Linked DNA regions of Homo sapiens: region 2 is linked to region 1. A link is a loop called in an ENCODE intact Hi-C map of the cell type or tissue named here. Cell type or tissue: PC-3. All regions are shown on one strand. Each heading gives the region's core, and the rest is flanking DNA. Links, peaks and the distances in the headings are about the cores only. Region 1 has its middle 37 kb from the start of WDR89. Region 2 has its middle 24 kb from the start of SGPP1.

What was found. Hi-C counts contacts between places; a loop is a spot of excess contacts. Peaks named below come from ENCODE experiments on the same cell type or tissue, not always from the same donor. Only the 100,000 strongest peaks of a DNase experiment are listed, where the experiment ranks them.
Region 2: a loop joins it to region 1, with 6 times the contacts of the local background. A loop is called at or near these places in 2 of 110 quality-filtered maps.

What each region holds. Positions count from the first base shown.
Region 1 is chr14:63,674,673-63,683,771 of GRCh38, reverse strand. No RefSeq gene overlaps it. Among named protein-coding and RNA genes, the nearest start is that of WDR89, 37 kb to the right of the region's middle. In PC-3, for the core only: no CTCF peak of the experiment used is centred there; a DNase peak (open chromatin) is centred at 5,681; H3K4me3 peaks cover 409 bases; H3K27ac peaks cover 2,701 bases.
Region 2 is chr14:63,747,253-63,756,351 of GRCh38, reverse strand. No RefSeq gene overlaps it. Among named protein-coding and RNA genes, the nearest start is that of SGPP1, 24 kb to the right of the region's middle. In PC-3, for the core only: no CTCF peak of the experiment used is centred there; DNase peaks (open chromatin) are centred at 3,341 and 3,681; H3K4me3 peaks cover 1,153 bases; H3K27ac peaks cover 1,738 bases.

The DNA of each region.
Region 1 (9,099 bases), core at 826-8,825:
AGAAACTAATTATATGACCTAATATAAAACAATGCCACTTCAAGATTGACACAATTATTTTTATTTTATTTTGTAGCTTTCTTTACAAGTAGTGTTTATTAAATATATATTTCAGGGACAACATAAAAATGAATTCAGTGGAATGAATAGAATTTAAAAGCAAAATTTCCCTCACCCTCCCTGTCATTCATTCCCTTAAAGGCAAATTTTAACAGAGCATTCAATAAAGATAAGTAAATACTAAAGTGGTTTTTTAAAATATATAATCACAAAAATTTTTAAAGGCTACTCAAGTGAAGCAGTGGGAGTGGAGAAAGATATGATCACACAATTTTATATGACAAAGATTTCTTATTGGTAAACAATTTTGTTCTCGTTAACAAGGAATGTTTATTCTAGATTTAAAACCTAACGTGGCCAAGTGTGGTGGTTCATGCCTGTAATCCCAGCCGGCCAGTAAAATGTTTAATCTGGACATCAGTAAGGATCAGTTTTTAACATTTTACTTTATAGCTGCATTAGATTTTCTGAAGAGGGTTTTTGTTGTTTGATAAGGTTTTTTAAGAAAGGGAAGAGGTAGCAGTTTGAGAAAAAGTAATTAGTAGATATTACTGTGCTGGGTATTTTCTCGTTATTTGATCAAGTTCTTCCATTCCTTTTGAAATATATATGTAAGTTAAAAAGAAAAAACTTGGCCAGTCGCGGTGGCTCACGCCTGTAATCCAACACTTTGGGAGGCTGAGGCGGGCAGATCACTTGAGGTCAAGAGTTTGAGACCAGCCTGGCTAACATGGTGAACCCAGTCTCTACTAAAAAAAAAAAGACAAAAACATTAGCTGAGCATGGTGGCACATGTCTGTAGTCTCAGCTACTCGGGAAGCTGAGATGGGAGGATTGCTTTAACCCAGGAGGTGGAGATTGCAGTGAGCTGAGATCACACCACTGCACTCCAGTCTGGGTGACAAAGTGAGACTCCATCTCAAAGAAAAAAGAAAAAACTTTTACACTTGAATTCTGGTTGTGGTTATAATAAGTTATACATAGCACAATAAAAATTTTAACATGCTAATTTTGAAGGACTTTTAGAAAGCTCTTCATTTTAAGCCCACCAGATCTCTTTATAAGGAAGCAAGCCTTCCTTGTGAGACACACAGGAGGGAAAATTCAAAGAAAAATAAACTTTTTAAAAAATAAAAGTGTTTAAGGAAATAAATGTGTTTATTTGTTTATTTAGAGATAGGGTCTTGCTTTCTCATGCAGGCTGGGGTGCAATGGCATGATCACTGCTCACTACAGCCTCTACCTCCTGGGCTTAATCCATCCTCCTGCCTCAACCTCCCAAGTAGCTGAGACTACAGGCATGTACCACCATGTCTGGCTAATTTTTCTATTTTTATAGAGATGGGGCCTCACTATGTTGCCTAGACTGGTCTTGAACTCCTGGGCTGAAGCAGTCCTCCCACCTCAGCCACCCAAAGTGCTGGTATTGGAGGTGAGCCACTGTGCCAGGCTAGAAATGTTAATTCTTAAATCTCAACTAGCTGGCTTTTCCTAATTTGCCCTTCCCTTGCTTCCTTTCTCTCCCAAATATGGGATTCTACATCTGACAGCAGCAGTCTATGAGCAGAATAAAATATACTTTGATAACTGTTGTACTGACTGTGCATGCTAAAAACCCTTAGTGATTGTGAAAGCTTTCTTGCCTATAAATATGAAAACCAGATTCTTTCATTGCTCCAGAGCCCCTAAGAGAGTATTTTTTTTTTCCTTTCATCATTTTTAGTTTTGTTGCATTCTCCTTGGATGTCTAGAAAGCTCATTCTCTGGTACAGCAAGCAACAGGATATGATAATATTTTTGTTTTTTAAGATTTTTTTCCTGTTTTCTAAAAATTAAATAAATTTTAAATATTTTATTTTTTGTATGATGACATTTTCTTAGGAGATATAAAATGGATTCTCTTTTTTTAAAAAAAAAATTCTCACAATAGAAATAAATTATTAGCCCCTCAATATTTGCATGAAAAGTGACAAAATGCTTACTATATAAGGATTTTTTAAAAAATTCCTCAGAGTTGAGGTTTATCCTTTGTCCTAAATTAGGACAAAGGATAACTGAAATCTATTGTATCTATCAGTGAAATCTACCACTGTATTAGTCCATTCTCATGCTGCTATAAAGAACTGCCCAAGACTGAGTAATTTATAAAGGAAAGAGGTTTAATTGACCCACAGTTCTGCATGGCTGGGGAGGCCTGAGGAAACTTAAAATCATGGCAGAAGGCACCTCTTCACAGGGCGGTAGGATGCAGTAAGAGTGAGTGGCGAGCGAAGTGGGAAGCCCCTTATAAAACCATCAGATCTCATGAGATCTCACTCACTATCACGAGAAGAGCATGGGGGAATTGCCCCCATGATTCAAGTATCTCTACCTAGTCTTGCCCTTGCTTGTGGGGATTATTACAATTCAAGGTGAGATTTGGGTGGGGACACAAAGGCAAAGCATATCAATCACAGTCTATAATTATGTATTATTTACTTTTTACATTTTCTGTCATTATCCCTATGACGTAAGCTTCATGAGGAAAAAGACCTTATGCATCTTTTTACTTCTGGATCCCTGGGACACAGTAGGCATTCAATTAGGATATGTTGAATGAATTACACGATTATTCAGTCCTTAGGCTTCAATATGTGCATTTTTCTGGGGAAAATTTCTACAGCATTCATCAGATTCTTAAAGAGATTAATGATCTAAAAATTTTAATATTGCTTAATAGTCTACCTGTTTTAAAAGTTTAGGTTGTAAATGAATGCTTCCAGTTTAGTAAGGATTTTGTCACTTTTCATGCAAATATTGAAGGGCTAATAATTTAATTCTAGGAAAGTTTTGTATGTAATTACTACAGTACCCCATTGTATGAATGTGATTTGTACTCAAATTAGTTTTAAGATTTTGTTTTTTTTAAACTTGAAATCAAATCTGAAAAGAAAATATTGTGTATATACAGGGATATAACTTTTAGTTTCTAGTAATAAATAATTATGTTCCCGAGAATATTATTTTTTACAATTGATCTTTAATTTTTCATAAAACCAACTACATTTAAAAATGTTAAGTGATGTTTATAATTAAAATCTAGATTAAATATATTCAGAGCTTAAATATCAAGTGTTTTTTTTACTTCAGTGAAGTGAAAGGCTACCCTGGTCTCCAAAGGTCTCCAGGCCCAAATTCAGAGGATCAGTGGGGTTGGTGACAATAAGATGGATTATAATTTTCCTACTATTTAAGAGTTTTTCTCCTTTTTCATCTGGGTTAATTTGAGGGGAAGCATTCACCAAACTCATTTTAATGCACAGTATTTTTGCTCATTTTTGGTTGATATGGTTTGGATTTGTGTCCCTACCCAATCTCATGTCAAATTGTAATCCCAGTGTTGGAGGAGGAGTCTGATGGGAGGTGATTGGATCATGGGAGCAGATATCTTTCTGGCTGTTCTCCTGATAGTGAGTTTTCATAAGGTCTGGTTGTTGACCGGGCATGGTGGCTCACGCCTGTAGTCCCAGCACTTTGGGAAGCCAAGGTAGGCGGATCACCTAAGGTCAGGAATTTGAGACCAGCCTGACCAACATAGTGAAACCTCGTCTCTACTGAAAATACAAAATTAGCCGGGCATGGTGGCGCATGCCTGTAATCCCAGCTACTCGGGAGGCTGAGGCAGGAGAATCACTCGAACCCGGGAGGTGGAGATTGCAGTGAGCCAAGATTGCACCACTGCACTCCAGCCTGGGCAATAAGAGCGAAACTCCGTCTCAAAAAAAAAAAAAAAAAAAAAAAAAAAAAAGATCTGGTTATCTAAAAGTGTGTGGCACCTCCCCCTTCACCTTCTCTTCCTCCTGCTCCAGCTATGTAAGATGTGCCAGCTTCCCCTTTACCTTCTGCTATGATTGTAAGTTTCCTGAGGGCTTCCCAGCCAGGCCTTCTGTACCACTGGTAGAACTATGAGCCAATTAAACCTCTTTTTTTTTTTATTCTTAAATAAATTACCCAGTCTCCAGTAGGTTCTTTTTTTTTTCTTTTGAGATAGAGTCTTGCCATCACCCAGGCTGGAGTGCAGTGGCATGATCTTGGCTCACTGCAACCTCTGCCTCCCAAGTTCAAGTGAATCTCCTGCCTCAGCCTCCTGAACAGCTGGAACTACAGGTGCATGCCACCATTCCCAGCTAATTTTTGTATTTTTAGTAGAGACAGGGTTTCACCACGTTGGCCAGGCTGGTCCCGAACTCCTGACCTCAGCAGATACAACCACCTCAGCCTCCCAAAGTGCTGGAATTACAGGTGTGAGCCACCGCGCCTGGCCTCTGGTAGTTTTTAATAGCAATGCAGGAACAGACTAATAACACTGGTTGAAATCTGTGATAACAATCTTAAAAGTAAAAAAACTGAATAATAATCCTGCAACATTTGTCACCATAAAATTTTTTAAATAGCTTTACAAATAAGAATTTTTAAATATTTGCTTCTTAGCAGTATATTCTCAAAATCTTTTGTAAAGTATTCATGAACAAAGGTTGTAAATTTTTAAAATAACAAATTGATTTGGCCGGGCACGGTGGCTCACTCCTGTAATCCCAGCACTTTGGGAGGCTGAGGTGGGCAGATCACAAGGTCAGGAGTTTGAGACCAGCCTGGCTAACATGGTGAAACCCCGTCTCTACTAAATATACAAAAATTAGCCGGGCATGGTGGTGGGTGCCTGTAGTCCCAGCTAGTTGGGAGGCTGAGGCAGGAGAATCGCTTGGACCCAGGAGGCAGAGGTTGCAGTGAGCCGAGATCACGCCATTGCACTGCAGCCTGGGCAACAAGAGCAAAACTCCATCTCAAAAAAGAAAAAGAAATTGGATGAACCAAAGCATGGAGATGGGAATGTGTTAGACATGTTTGGCAAACAAATAGTAGTTTGTCTGGAGCATCAGGGTACCTACAAGGGAGTAGTAAGAGTAAAGTTGAAGAGCTTGTTAAAATATCCAGTAAACAATAGGTGTGGTGAAGTGGTGTCTTTCTTTGCCAGTAGAAGGGCTGCACTATTACTCACTTAGCTCATGAGTGAAATTACACCTAATGTGAAGGTAATCAAAAATATTTTTTGATATATACTTCATTATTAAGTGTTTGGTTTTTTTTTAAAATCTGATAGCAGAAGACAATTACATGTTTACTTATTAAGAGGAGAAAAAGGCAATTTTTATATTAATCCTAGATTTTATATGAAAAATCCCAAAGGTGTGAATTTTGGTGACATGGTATCATGACTGCTATAATTGCTGTTATTTAGAAGAGGAGTCCCCAGGAAGTTAGGAGAACTTTGGATGTGAAGCTATACTCCCCTCACCTTCCAAGCCCTCACAAGAAGGTTGTATAACAAACTAATGACTTACCTGGAAACCTACGCACAGGCCATGAGGATTGACGTCATTAGGTTAAGAGTCTGCAGACCTAGCTACTTTTATTACAGACCAGGAGTTTACAATGTGTTCTACAAGGAAGACGAGCTTCCAAGATACTCCATCTAGGATTTGCAGGTATGCTCTGGGAATAAAGTTGGTGTTTGTAGGAAAATAGCCTGTTGCATGGCAAGAGTGATAACATCTTGAAGTGAAATCTCCATAATGACTAATGTTTGACTCTGCATGCCAAAGTGTTCTGCAGCAAGTTCTCTAAACAATGCCTGTAACAACCCTCATAAAGATGCTTATCTGACCTCCCCAGTAGTCACAAGTTTCCACAAGAAAGTAACAGCTGCACATGTCTTTATCCTAAAGGCTTTTTTTCCTTTTCTCTTTTTTTTTTTTTTTTTGAGACAGGGTCTTGCTCTGTCACCAAGGGTGGAGTGCAGTGGCATGATTTCGGTTCACTGCAACCTCCGCCTTCCAGGTTCAAGCGATTCTCATGCCTCAGCCTACTTGAATAGCTGGGATTACAGGCATGTGCCACCATGGCTAATTTTTGTATTTTTAGTAGAGACAGGGTTTCACCATGTTGGCCAGGCTGGTCTCGAACTCTTGACCTCCAGTGATCTGCCCACCTCAGCCTCCCAAAGTGCTGGGATTACAGCCGTGAGCCACCGTGCCTGGCCCAAGGCTTGCTTTCTAAAGGATAATTTCTGGAGGACGGGTGTGAGGATCCACCATCTCGCAGTTGTCCGAGATACTGCTTATGTTTTCAAATCTCTGTGAAATATTTTCTTTCTGAGAAATTGGATTTGTTAGCCTTATTCTTTGGGCTTTAGGGGTAGGTTTGAATATACCTGCTGCTCACTATGGAACTGTATTCTTGAACTTATTTCTCATCCCACCATACTTAAGAGATCATGAGATTCCCTTTATGCGTTGAGATCAGACCTGACCACACATCTGGCTAATCTCAACTGTTGGTGAAGATTGTGGCATGGGTGTAGGAAGAATGTTTTCTAACAGAATCACAGAGATACCCTGAATATGTTCCGCATCTGTAAGGTAATCCACAATACACCCATAACCACCTACTTTCTTCCTGATTTGGTATTATTCCAGAGAGGCTAATGGCTTCCTCATTAGTTTGTCTATTACCTATAAAAAAAGACATGATGACCATACTGACTTACATTTACCTTATAATTGGCTCACAAACATGTCACTAGCCATTGCCGATCTGTAAAGATAGCCATTCCTTATGTATCAACCTGAAACTCCCATTTCAAAGAAAACTTTGGTGACTCTTCCATGAGATAGTTTCCTAAGTAGGGGGGAAAGATTACAGATTTCTGTCTTTGGGAGGCTTTAAGCTTTTCCAAGTCATGATATGTTATACCATATTCTTGCCCTTGCAAGTCTGTCATAAAACAGACTTTAGATTTGTGCTTGCAAACAGTGGCATTTCCCAAATCCTGACGTACCACTTTATTGACTTACTGTGAAAATGTTTGCGTTGAATTCTATTCTTTGTGAAGATGCTGGTGCCAAACCTGTACTGACTTTCATGTTCCCATTCTGTGTCTTTTTTTTTTTTTTTTTTTTCCTGAGGCTGGGTGTGGTGGCTCATACCTGCAATCCCAACACTTTGGAAGGCCAAGGAGGATGGATCGCTTGAATCCAGGAGTTCAAGGCCAGCCTGGGTGACACAGTGAAAATCTGTCTGTACTAAAAATACAAAAATTAGCCGGACATGGTGGCACATGCCTGTAGTCCCAGCTACGCGGGATACTGAGGCAGTAGAATCCCTTGCGCCCAGGAGGCAGAGTTGCAGTGAGTCCAGATCACACCACTGCCCTCCAGCCTGGGTGACAGAAGTGAAAACCTGTCTCAAAAAAAAAAAGTGTTTAACTGAAGTCAGAGGACCAGGATTTTTGTTTTGACTTTGTTTTGTCTTGAACTATAATTGTAAGTTCCTTCAACTAGGTACTAGCACCAGAATGATAAATGATTTCCTCACAGATAAAATGAAGAGGTAAGACTTGATGTTCTCTAAGAGCCCTTTCACTATTAAAATTTAATAAACTCTGTTAGATCAAGTGTGCAAAAAGAAATGGAGTATTTTTGTTTCTATTAGGATTCTGGAATTTAACAAAAAGAATTTTAATGCACCTTCACTGAGGGAATAGAGTTGGGAGAGCATGTCTTGTCACTGAAGCAACCTTCCCCTCTTTTCCTGTCTAAAAAGTTTGTATATACACCCCTCTAAGGAAATTAACAAGTTTCACCAAAGAAAGTGAGGTAATTGCTTTAGAAGAGTCATAACTTTTGTTTAAATCTCAAGGTTTAAAGTAACTAATAGGTCACTTTACCTAAGTAACCTAATCCAACCTACTATCTAAGTAGTTCTGAGCTGAAGTGGCTCTAAACGGATAGTTCTTTGTTTAAAAAAAAAAAGTGGGGGAGGGGGAGAGGGACAGATTAGACCCCAAAGACCTCAGTAATTCTAGAATTCATTCAACAAATCTTGCCAGCTACAGAGATGGATATGTAAAGGAAACAGAGAAGAAAATCTCTCCTTTAGAAATCTCATTCAGAACTAAGAAAAGAGAAACTGGAAAAAGAATGTAAAACTACCTCATAAATCTCATATGAACTTTACAGAATCATATTTTGGAAAATGAGATCCTTGTAATAAATTTTTAAATTGCAAATCACATTATTCATAAAGGTTTTTTAAAAATAAGCAGAACATTGGGAGGCTGAGGTGGGTGGATCACCTGAGGTAAGGAGTTCGAGACCAGCCTAAACAACATGGTGAAACCCTGTCTTTACTAAAAATACAGAAATTAGCCGGTTGTGGTGGCACATACCTGTAATCCCAGCTACTCAGGAGGCTGAGGCAGGAGAATTGCTTGAACCTGGGAGACAGAGGTTGTGGTGAGCCGAGATCACACCACTGCATTCCAGCCTGGGCAACAGAGCAAGACTCTGTCTCAAAAAACAAACAAACAAACAACAACAACAAAAAAAATCAGTACCTTTATTAGAACATTTCTAGAATGTAACAGTGCCTATTGCAGAAAGTCTTTTTTAAATTTCATAAGAAATTCTGCTAGAAAACATGAGGTTATTCTTGAATGTCAGTCAGCTGTTTTCTTATATAGTGAAATTATTTCATGGAAATGAGAAGTTACTTGCTACAAAAAATTACACAAGATATCTATAGATACATTGCTGGGTTGTTTTTTTTTATTATTCAAATGGCAAGAACAGCAAAAATCCTCTTTTTAGTACAACCATTATGGAAAACAGTGTGGAGATATTTAAAAACTAAGAATAGAACTACCATGTGATCCGGTAATCTCACTGCTGAATATATATTCTAAGGATTTGAAATCAGTATATCAAAGAAATATCTGCACTCTCAAGTTTATTGCAGCATTACTTAGAGTAGCCTAAGTGTCCATCAATGAATGAGCGGAAAGAAAATTTCAGACAAGAGGAATAAGTGCAAGAGATCTATTTTAACTCGTGATGACTATAGTTAATAGCAATATATTATATACTTGGGAAAAAAAGTCCTCCTTTGCCCACTATAATAATTGTATTCTCAGAATTAACTACTGTTGCCAGTTTGGAGTAT
Region 2 (9,099 bases), core at 308-8,307, 73 kb before region 1:
TGGCCAAAAATGTGTAAATGTAACATAATACAGACTTTAAGCCATACTTCTCAAATTAAAAGCATTTATCTAACTCAATGCAGAATATTATCACACAGGTACCACACCCATGCACACCAACTAAAAACAGTATTCATTCTTAAGTGTGGCAAGGAAATTTTTTAATTTTTATGTTTACTTTCATAATATCCCTTTTTTCACCTTTTTTCTTTTTCACAAAAATGTCATGAGAGATACCGTGCAACAATAATTAGGGAATCTAACCTGAGGTCCCTGTGGGTTGTAAGTTTCTAAAACTTCAAAATTATGGTCATCTATGTATTTCATTGGTTGTCTCTTTTTTTGTTGTTGTTGTTTTTTCTGAGACAGAGTGTCACTCTGTCACCCAGGCTAGAGTGCAGTGGCGTGATCTTGGCTCACTGCAACCTCCACCTCCCAAGTTCAAGTGATTCTCTTGCCTCAGCCTCCCGAGTAGCTAGCATTACAGGTGCCCACCACCATGCCTGGCTAATTGTTTTTTGTATTTTTAGTAGAGGCGGGGTTTCACCATGTTGAACAGGCCGATCTCGAACTCCTGACCTCAAGTGAGATCCACGTGCCTCGGCCTCCCAAAGTGCTAGGATTACAGGCGTGAGTCACCGTGCCTAGTCCATAGGTTGTCTCTTTATGTATCATGTACTTCATAACTGCCAATTTAAAATTCCGACTCCAAGTAAAATTATCTAGCTGTCATCCATGCATTTTCCTTCATTCCATATCTTTAATAGGTATGATATCTTGTAAATTTTAAAACTGTTCCAATTGTTTTATTGATTTAGTAGAATGTGGCTATCAATCTCAATTAATTAAACTCACTTTTTTTATTGTCACCATATTGAGTTCATGAATCATTTAAAGATTATAATGTTACCTTTATATATCTATGTTCACACATATTGCATAATAATAATTTACCATTCCAAAATTTTCTAAATTAAGTAATTTTATTTATTTTTATTTTATTTTTGAGATGGGGATCTTGCTATGTGGTCCAGGCTGGAGTGCAGTGGCTATTCACAGGCACAATTATTGTGCACTACAGTCTTGAACTCCTAGACTCAGGAGATCCTCTTACCTCAACCTCCTGAGTAGCTTGGACTACAGGTTCATGCCACCATGCCCACAAATATATATATATATTTTTTTGTTGTTGTTTTTTTTAAGATAGAGTCTCACTCTGTCACCCATGCTGGAGTACAATGGCAGGATCTTAGCTTACTGTAACCTCCGCCTCCCAGGTTCAAGCGATTCTCCTGCCTCAGCCTCCCGAGTAGCTGGAATTACAGGCGCCTGTCACCACGCCCAGCTAATTTTTTGTATTTTTAGTAGAGATGGGGTTTCACCATGTTGGCCAGGCTGGTCTCCAACTGCTGACCTCAGGCAATCCATCTGCCTCGGCCTCCCAAAGTGCTGGGATTACAGGCGTGAGCCACAGTGCCCGGCCTATTTTTATGGACTGAAAATAAATTTAAAATGGTCAACCATGGCTGGGTGTGGTGGCTCATGCCTATAATTCCAGCACTTTGGAAGGCCAAGATGGGAGGATTGCTTGAACCCAGGAGTTCAAGACAAGCCTGGGCAACATAGTGAGACACTGTCTCTACTTTTTAAAAAAATTTAAAAATTAAAGGAAAAACAAAAAAGGAAAAAAAAATTAAAAATTTAAAAAAATAAAATAAATGGTCAACCAAAATATAACTCAATCGCAATGTTAATTTCTTAAATTTTGATCCTTTTAGAAAGAAAATTTATCCCCTCTGCTTGTGATAGTTCTGAAATTGAAATTTAAACAAAGAGTAATGGATTAATTAATTAAATATTACCCTATGGAAAGGTACCTCTAGAAATTCAGCTATATCAGCTCTGGAGTTCCCAAAATAATAGAATAGTATATCAAGTTATACTTTTGTTTGTTTGTTTGTTTGAAACGGAGTCGCCCAGGCTGGAGTGCATGGGTGTGATCTCAGCTCACTGCAACCTCCTCCACTCAGGTTTAAGCGATTCTTCTGCCTCAGCCTCCCAAGTAGCTGGAATTAGAGGTGCGTGCCACCACACCTAGCTAATTTTTTTGTATTTTTATTAGAGATGGGGTTTTGCCATGTGGGCCAGGCTGGTCTCAAAATCCTGGCCGCAAGTGACCCACCCGCCTCGGCCTCTGGAAGTGCTGGGATTACAGGTATGTGCCACTGCCCCAGGCCAAGTTACAGTATTTTCCCCCAAACATTAATTCAACCTATCTCCATTAATAAACTTAAAAATTGTCCAAGAGTGTTATTTCATCATGGAAGAAAAATTTATCCATTTTTATGTACAAACACTATTCCTCTGTTTATGGAGATTTTTTAATTATGTCGAAGATGAACCAGTTAAAGAGTTCATGTAGGACAGATACATATATATTCAAAGTTAAGGTAAAGGTTTTCTTTTCTTTTTTTTTTTTTTTGAGTCAGAGTTTTGCTCTTGTTGTCCAGGCTGGACTGCAATGGCACTATCTTGGCTCACCACAACCTCTGCCTTCCGGGTTCAAGCGATTCTCCTGCCTCAGCCTCCCAACTAGCTGGGATTACAGGCATGTGCCACCACGCCTGGCTAATTTTGTATTTTTAGTAGAGATGGGGTTTCTCCATGTTGGTCAGGCTGGTCGAACTCCCGACCTCAGGTGATCCACCCACCTCAGCTTCCCAAAGTGCTGGGATTACAAGCGTGAGCCACCGCACCCGACCATGGTTTTCACTTATACTACCATTCTTTGTTTTAGAGACAGGGTCTCACTTTGTTGCCCCGCCTGGAGTGCAGTGGTGCTGAAACTGCCTTTGCAAAATTATGACTGAGACGGTGAAAGAGATCTAACTTAATTGACTCCATCTTGCTTCTAACCTCCAAGTTGTCCTGTTCATTCCTAGGCATAGGCTGAACTAACTTTGGGAGAAAGTTAGTTTATAGTTTAAAGCAAAGATGATAACAGCCCTTTCCCAAAGCAGACCTTCTTCTTGCCTGGGGACTAGACTGCCTTTGTAGGGCTAACATTAGCCATAAGATTAGAAATTATGGTTTTAGGAGTCTTACAGCTGGAAGCTACAAGATTCTTACCCTCGCTAAAATGCTCCTCAGATCAGTGCTTGAGATATTTTGCAAGACCCTGCGCTTGGTCAGCTGGCACCACCCAGATCAATAAACTGGCTCTTCTGATCTTGTGGCTCCCACCCAGGAACTGATTCAGTCCAAGAAGACAGCTTCGACTCCCTATGACTTCATCCCTGACCAATGGGCACTCCTGGCTCACTGGCTTCCCCCCCCAAACCACCAAGTTCTCCTTAAAAACTCTGCTTCCTGAATGCTCAGCGAGACTGATTTGAGTAAATAATAAAACTCTGGTCTGCTGCATAGCCAGCTGTTCATGAATCACTCTTTCTCAATTGCAATTCCCCTATCTTGATAAATCAGCTCTGTCTAGGCAGTGGGCAAGGTGAACCCATCGGACTCACTGCAGCCTCAAATTTCTAGGCTCAAGCAATTCTCTTGCCTCAGCCTCCCATGTAGCTGGGACTACAGGCAGGTGCCTCCATGCCCAGCTAATCTTTATTTTTTGTAGAGATGGATCTTGCTATGTTACCCAGGCTTGTCTCAAACTCCTGAGATCAGGTGATCCTCCTGCCCCAATGCCCTAAAGCCCTGGGATTACAGGTATGAGTCACTGTGACCGGCCTTACGCTATCATTCTTATTGGATATTTTAATCTTTTTACTATCCTACATAAAATGTTCTGATTATGTAGTATATAGGGCAACGTAAGTAAATCAATCAGTACTTAAATCTCATTCCAGCTCTGCCACTAACTTGCCTCAACTATAAAATGGTGATAATTTATTTCAGAAACATTGTAAAGATCACATGAAATAATGTATTCGATTTTATGAAAATGTATTACTATGTATTACATTTATGAAAATGTATTACTATGTATTACATTTATGAAAATGTATTACTATGTATTACATTTATGAAAATGTATTACTATGTATTACATTTATGAAAATGTATTACTATGTATTACATTTATGAAAATGTATTACTATGTATTACATTTATGAAAATGTATTACTGGTATTCTTGGTAATTCAATGTATAAATGTATTTCATTTAACTTTTTCAGTTAAATATATTTTTTGAAGCAAATGTATTATAAAGCACCCACTTTTAAAAATCTAGCTCTCCCTCTCCCTCTCCCTCTCCCTCTCCCCACGGTCTCCCTCTCCCTCTCTTTCCACGGTCTCCCTCTGATGCTGAGCCAAAGCTGGACTGTACTGCTGCCATCTCGGCTCACTGCAACCTCCCTGCCTGATTCTCCTGCCTCAGCCTGCCGAGTGCCTGCGATTGCAGGCGCGTGCCGCCACGCCTGACTGGTTTTCGTATTTTTTTGGTGGAGACCGGGTTTCGCTGTGTTGGCCGGGCTGGTCTCCAGCTCCTAACCGCGAGTGATCTGCCAGCCTCGGCCTCCCGAGGTGCCGGGATTGCAGACGGAGTCTGGTTCACTCAGTGCTCAATGTTGCCCAGGCTGGAGTGCAGTGGCGTGATCTCGGCTCGCTACAACCTCCACCTCCCAGCCGCCTGACTTGGCCTCCCAGAGTGCCGAGATTGCATCCTCTGCCCGGCCGCCACCCCGTCTGGGAAGTGAGGAGCGTCTCTGCCTGGCCGCCCATCGTCTGGGATGTGAGGAGCCCCTCTGCCCGGCTGCCCAGTCTGGGAAGTGAGGAGTGCCTCTTCCCGGCCGCCATCCCATCTAGGAAGTGAGGAGCGTCTCAGCCCGGCCGCCCATCGTCTGAGATGCGGGGAGCGCCTCTGCCCCGCCGCCCCGTCTAGGATGTGAGGAGCGCCTCTGCCCGGCCGCGACCCCGTCTGAGAAGTGAGGAGCCCCTCCGCCCGGCAGCCGCCCCGTCTGAGAAGTAAGGAGCCCCTCCGCCCGGCAGCCACCCCGTCTGGGAAGTGAGGAGCCCCTCCGCCCGGCAGCCACCCCGTCTGGGAAGTGAGGAGCCCCTCCGCCCGGCAGCCACCTCATCCGGGAGGGAGGTGGGGGGTCAGCCCCCGCCCGGCCAGCCGCCCCGTCCGGGAGGGAGGTGGGGGGTCAGGCCCCGCCCGGCCAGCCGCTCCGTCCGGGAGGGAGGTGGGGGGTCAGCCCCCGCCCGGCCAGCCGCCCCGTCCGGGAGGGAGGTGGGGGTCAGTCCCCGCCCGGCCAGCCGCCCCGTCCGGGAGGGAGGTGGGGGGCCCGCCTCTGCCCGGCCGCCGCCCCGTCCGGGAGGTGGGGGGGCCCCTCTGCCCGGCGGCCCCTTCTGGGAAGTGAGGAGCCCCTCTGCCCGGCCACCACCCCGTCTGGGAGGTGTGCCCAACAGCTCATTGAGAACGGGCCATGATGACGATGGCAGTTTTGTGGAATAGAAAAGGGGGAAAGGGTGGGGAAAGGATAGAGAAGTCAGAAAAAAAAAAAAAAGAAAAATCTAAAGTGGCTGAAATTAGTGGTAAAGTAAAACGATAGAAACAATTGGAATTATGAAGTTAAGAGATTATTCTGGTCATTGTGGATAGTAAGTAGAAATGGTATGAATTTATAGCACTCATAATTTATACATGAAAATAAATAATCAAGTTTACCAAATCAAAACAATACGAAAAAGAAGAAAAAAAACAATAGTAACCTGTTATTGAAGTAATATCACACTTCTCGATATGTACATATTCTTGCTTGTGGATATGATGTCTGTCTCTTGATTTGATGGTTAAAATAATCAGCTTTTGGCCAGGTGTAGTGGCTCACGCCTGTAATCCCAGCACGTTGGGAGGCTGAGGTGGGAGAATCACTTGAGCTCAGGAGTTTGTGATCAGTCTGGGCAACATAGCGGGACCCCATCCCTACAAATAAGAAAAATAGGCTGGGCACAGTGGAGCATGCCTGTAATCCCAGCACTTTGGGAGACCAAGGCAGGAAGATCCCTTGAGCTCAGGAGTTTGAGACCAGCCTGGGCAATATGGCCAAACCCTGTTTCTATTTAAAAATACAAAAAGAAAATTAGCCAGGCATGGTGGCACATACCTATAGTCCCAGCTACTCAGGAGGATCACTTGAGTCCAGGTGGTTGAGGCAGCAGTGAGCTGTAACGGTGCCATTGTACTCCAGCCTGGGCAACAGAGCAAGACCCTCCCTCAAAAAAACAAACAAAAAAATAAGTAAAAAATACAAAAAAATTAAAAATGTTCTTACTAAAAGATATTAAAGGGCCAGGCATGGTGGCTTATGCCTGTAATCCCAGCACTTTAGGAGGCTGAGGTGGGCAGATCACCTGATGTCAGGAGTTGGAGAACAGCCTGACCAATATGGAGAAACCTCATCTCTACTAAAAATACAAAATTAGCCAGGCGTGGTGGCGGGCACCTGTAATCCCAGCTACTCAGGAGGCTGAGGCAGGAGAACTGCTTGAACCCGGGAGGTGGAGGTGGCAGTGAGCCATGATAGAGATCATGCCATTGCACTCCAGCCTGGGCAACAAGAGCGAAACTCCGTCTCAAAAAAAAAAAAAAAAAAAAAAAGATATTAAACAAAATTTTGTTTTAAAAATCCAGGTGAGGTTTCTTACTAAAAGTTATTCAATAAAATAAATAAAATTAGCCATGTGTGGTGGTGAAGTGGCATCCTTATCTGGGGCAAATACCCGCTGTTACTCGTCTTGCGTCAAGAAGATTAAGGACATGAACACACACAAGGAGTTTAGGAGCAGAGGTTTAATAGGCAAAGAAAGGCCGGGAGCAGTGGCTCACGCCTGTAATCCCAGCACTTTGGGAGGCCGAGGTGTGGATCACGAGGTCGGGAGATCGAGACCATCCTGGCTAACATGGTGAAACCCCGTCTCTACTAAAAATACAAAATTTTAGCCGGGCGTGGTGGCAGGCGCCTGTAGTCCCAGCTACTCCGGAGGCTGAGGCAGGAGAATGGCCTGAACCCGGGAGGCGGAGCTTGCAGTGAGCCGAGATCGCACCACTGCCCTCCAGCCTGGGCGGCAGAGCGAGACTCCGTCTCAAAAATAAAAATAAATAAATAAATAAATAGATAAAGAAAGAGAAAGGAGAACAGCTCTGTCTCTTGCAAGAGACAGGAGCCCCCGAATGGGAATTCTGGGCTGGAATGGGAGTGCACCGGATTTTATAGGCAGGCTGAAGGAGGCAGTGTCCGATTTACATAACCACAGATTGGTTATACCAGGTGTGATGTTTACATAGAGCATGGGGAAGGCTGGCCAATGCACCCTAATCTTATTATGCAAATGGACTTTCCACTTGGCCGGCGCCGTGTTGTCCGCTCCTTGCTGCACACGTGACTGGCAAAGAGAAGGGAACATGGAGCCACTGTTCTGAACATGCCTAGTCCCCGGTAGCCTTTTCCTATTGGCACAGCTGCTGGCATTCACCTGTGCAAGCTTCTAGCTTGCTTGTCTATGTCTGCAGCTCAATTTTACAGGCTGCTGTTTGTTAGAAAAGAAAATTATTTTGGGGCTGCCTTTTTTTTTTTTTTTTTTTTTTTTGAGATGGAGTTTTGCCCTTATTGCCTGGGCTGGAGTGCAGTGGTGCAATCTCGTCTCACTTCAACCTCAGCCTCCCGGGTTCAAGCGATTCTCCTACCTCAGCCTCCGGAGTAGCTGGGATTACAGGCATGTGCCACCAAGCCTGGCCAAGTTTTTGTATTTTTAGTAGAGACGGGTTTTCTCCACATTGGTCAGGCTGGTCTCAAACCCCCGACCTCAGATGATCCGCCCGCCTCGGCCTCCCAGAGTGCTGGGATTACAAGTGTGAGCCACCGCGCCCGGCAGGGCTGCTTTTCATTAAAAGGAAAACCTTACGGAGGACTTCCTTACCCCCATTATCTGCCTAAATAATTCCTTTTTAACTCCTGCATCAGTGGTGCACACCTGTGGTTCCAATTACTTGGGAGGCTGAGGTAGGAGGATTACTTGGGCCCAAGAGCTCATGGCTGCAGCTGAGACTCTGTCTCAAAAAAAAAAAAAAAACAAAAAAAAGAAGAAGAAGAAAAAAATAACATCTTTTTCTAGTCTTAAGTTGAGAAACCTCTAAGGTTGCTTCCCCTTGTTATCCTAAGTTAGTAACATTAAAACTACAGTTTTCAAACTGCTGATTTGAAGCATATCTTCCGTTTGCATAACCTAAGTTCTTCTACTTGCGGTATACTTTTCAGCAACAATTTTAGCATATGGCAACCACTTCTGTTCCATAAACGTAAAAATACTAGAGTCCTTGTCCTATCACTGAATGTGGGTGTGTCAGAGTGAATGATGACACCTGGGTGTTGAAATGAAACTCAAATAGTGTTGCCATTGACACCCAAAGAATACTAACACTTTTATTCCTTAATGGGAATCTGAGTAGAAAATAATGCCATTTTATTTGATAATGTTGAACTTAACCTGAAGGTTAGGAAATCCCTTCATCTTTTTGTGTTCTAAAAAAATAGCTACTCCCCCATATGAGTTAGATAAGACTCAGGGATGCCTACCTTGTTTAGCTATGACAGTGCCAGACACAGGCTGTCCAAATCTCCATTCCTCTCCTCACAAATAACTAGCTGAAATGTTTTGTCCTCACTGTATCAACAGAAACAAAAAGTGTTTATTTCAGCCTGGCCAACATGGTGAACCCCCCCGTCTCTCCTAAAAATACAAAAATTAGCCAGGCATGATGGCACGCCTGTAATCTCAGCTACTCTGGAGGCTGAGACAGGAGAATCACTTGAACCTGGGAGGTGGAGGCTGCAGTGAGCCAAGATTGTGCCACTGCACTCCAGCATGAGCAACATTGCAAGACTCCGGCTCAAAAAAAAAAAAAAAAAAAAAAAAGGTTTTTTAACCACACTTTGGTTAAGGTTCTTTTTTTCCTTCCCCCAGGACCCTGACCAGCAGAAAGCCACTCCTTAAAGGCACTCGCTGAGGATAGGAGGCCTTCAGGGTAAAGCATTATCTGACCTACTCTCCCATCAGTCCACCCTTTATCCCACCTTCCCAT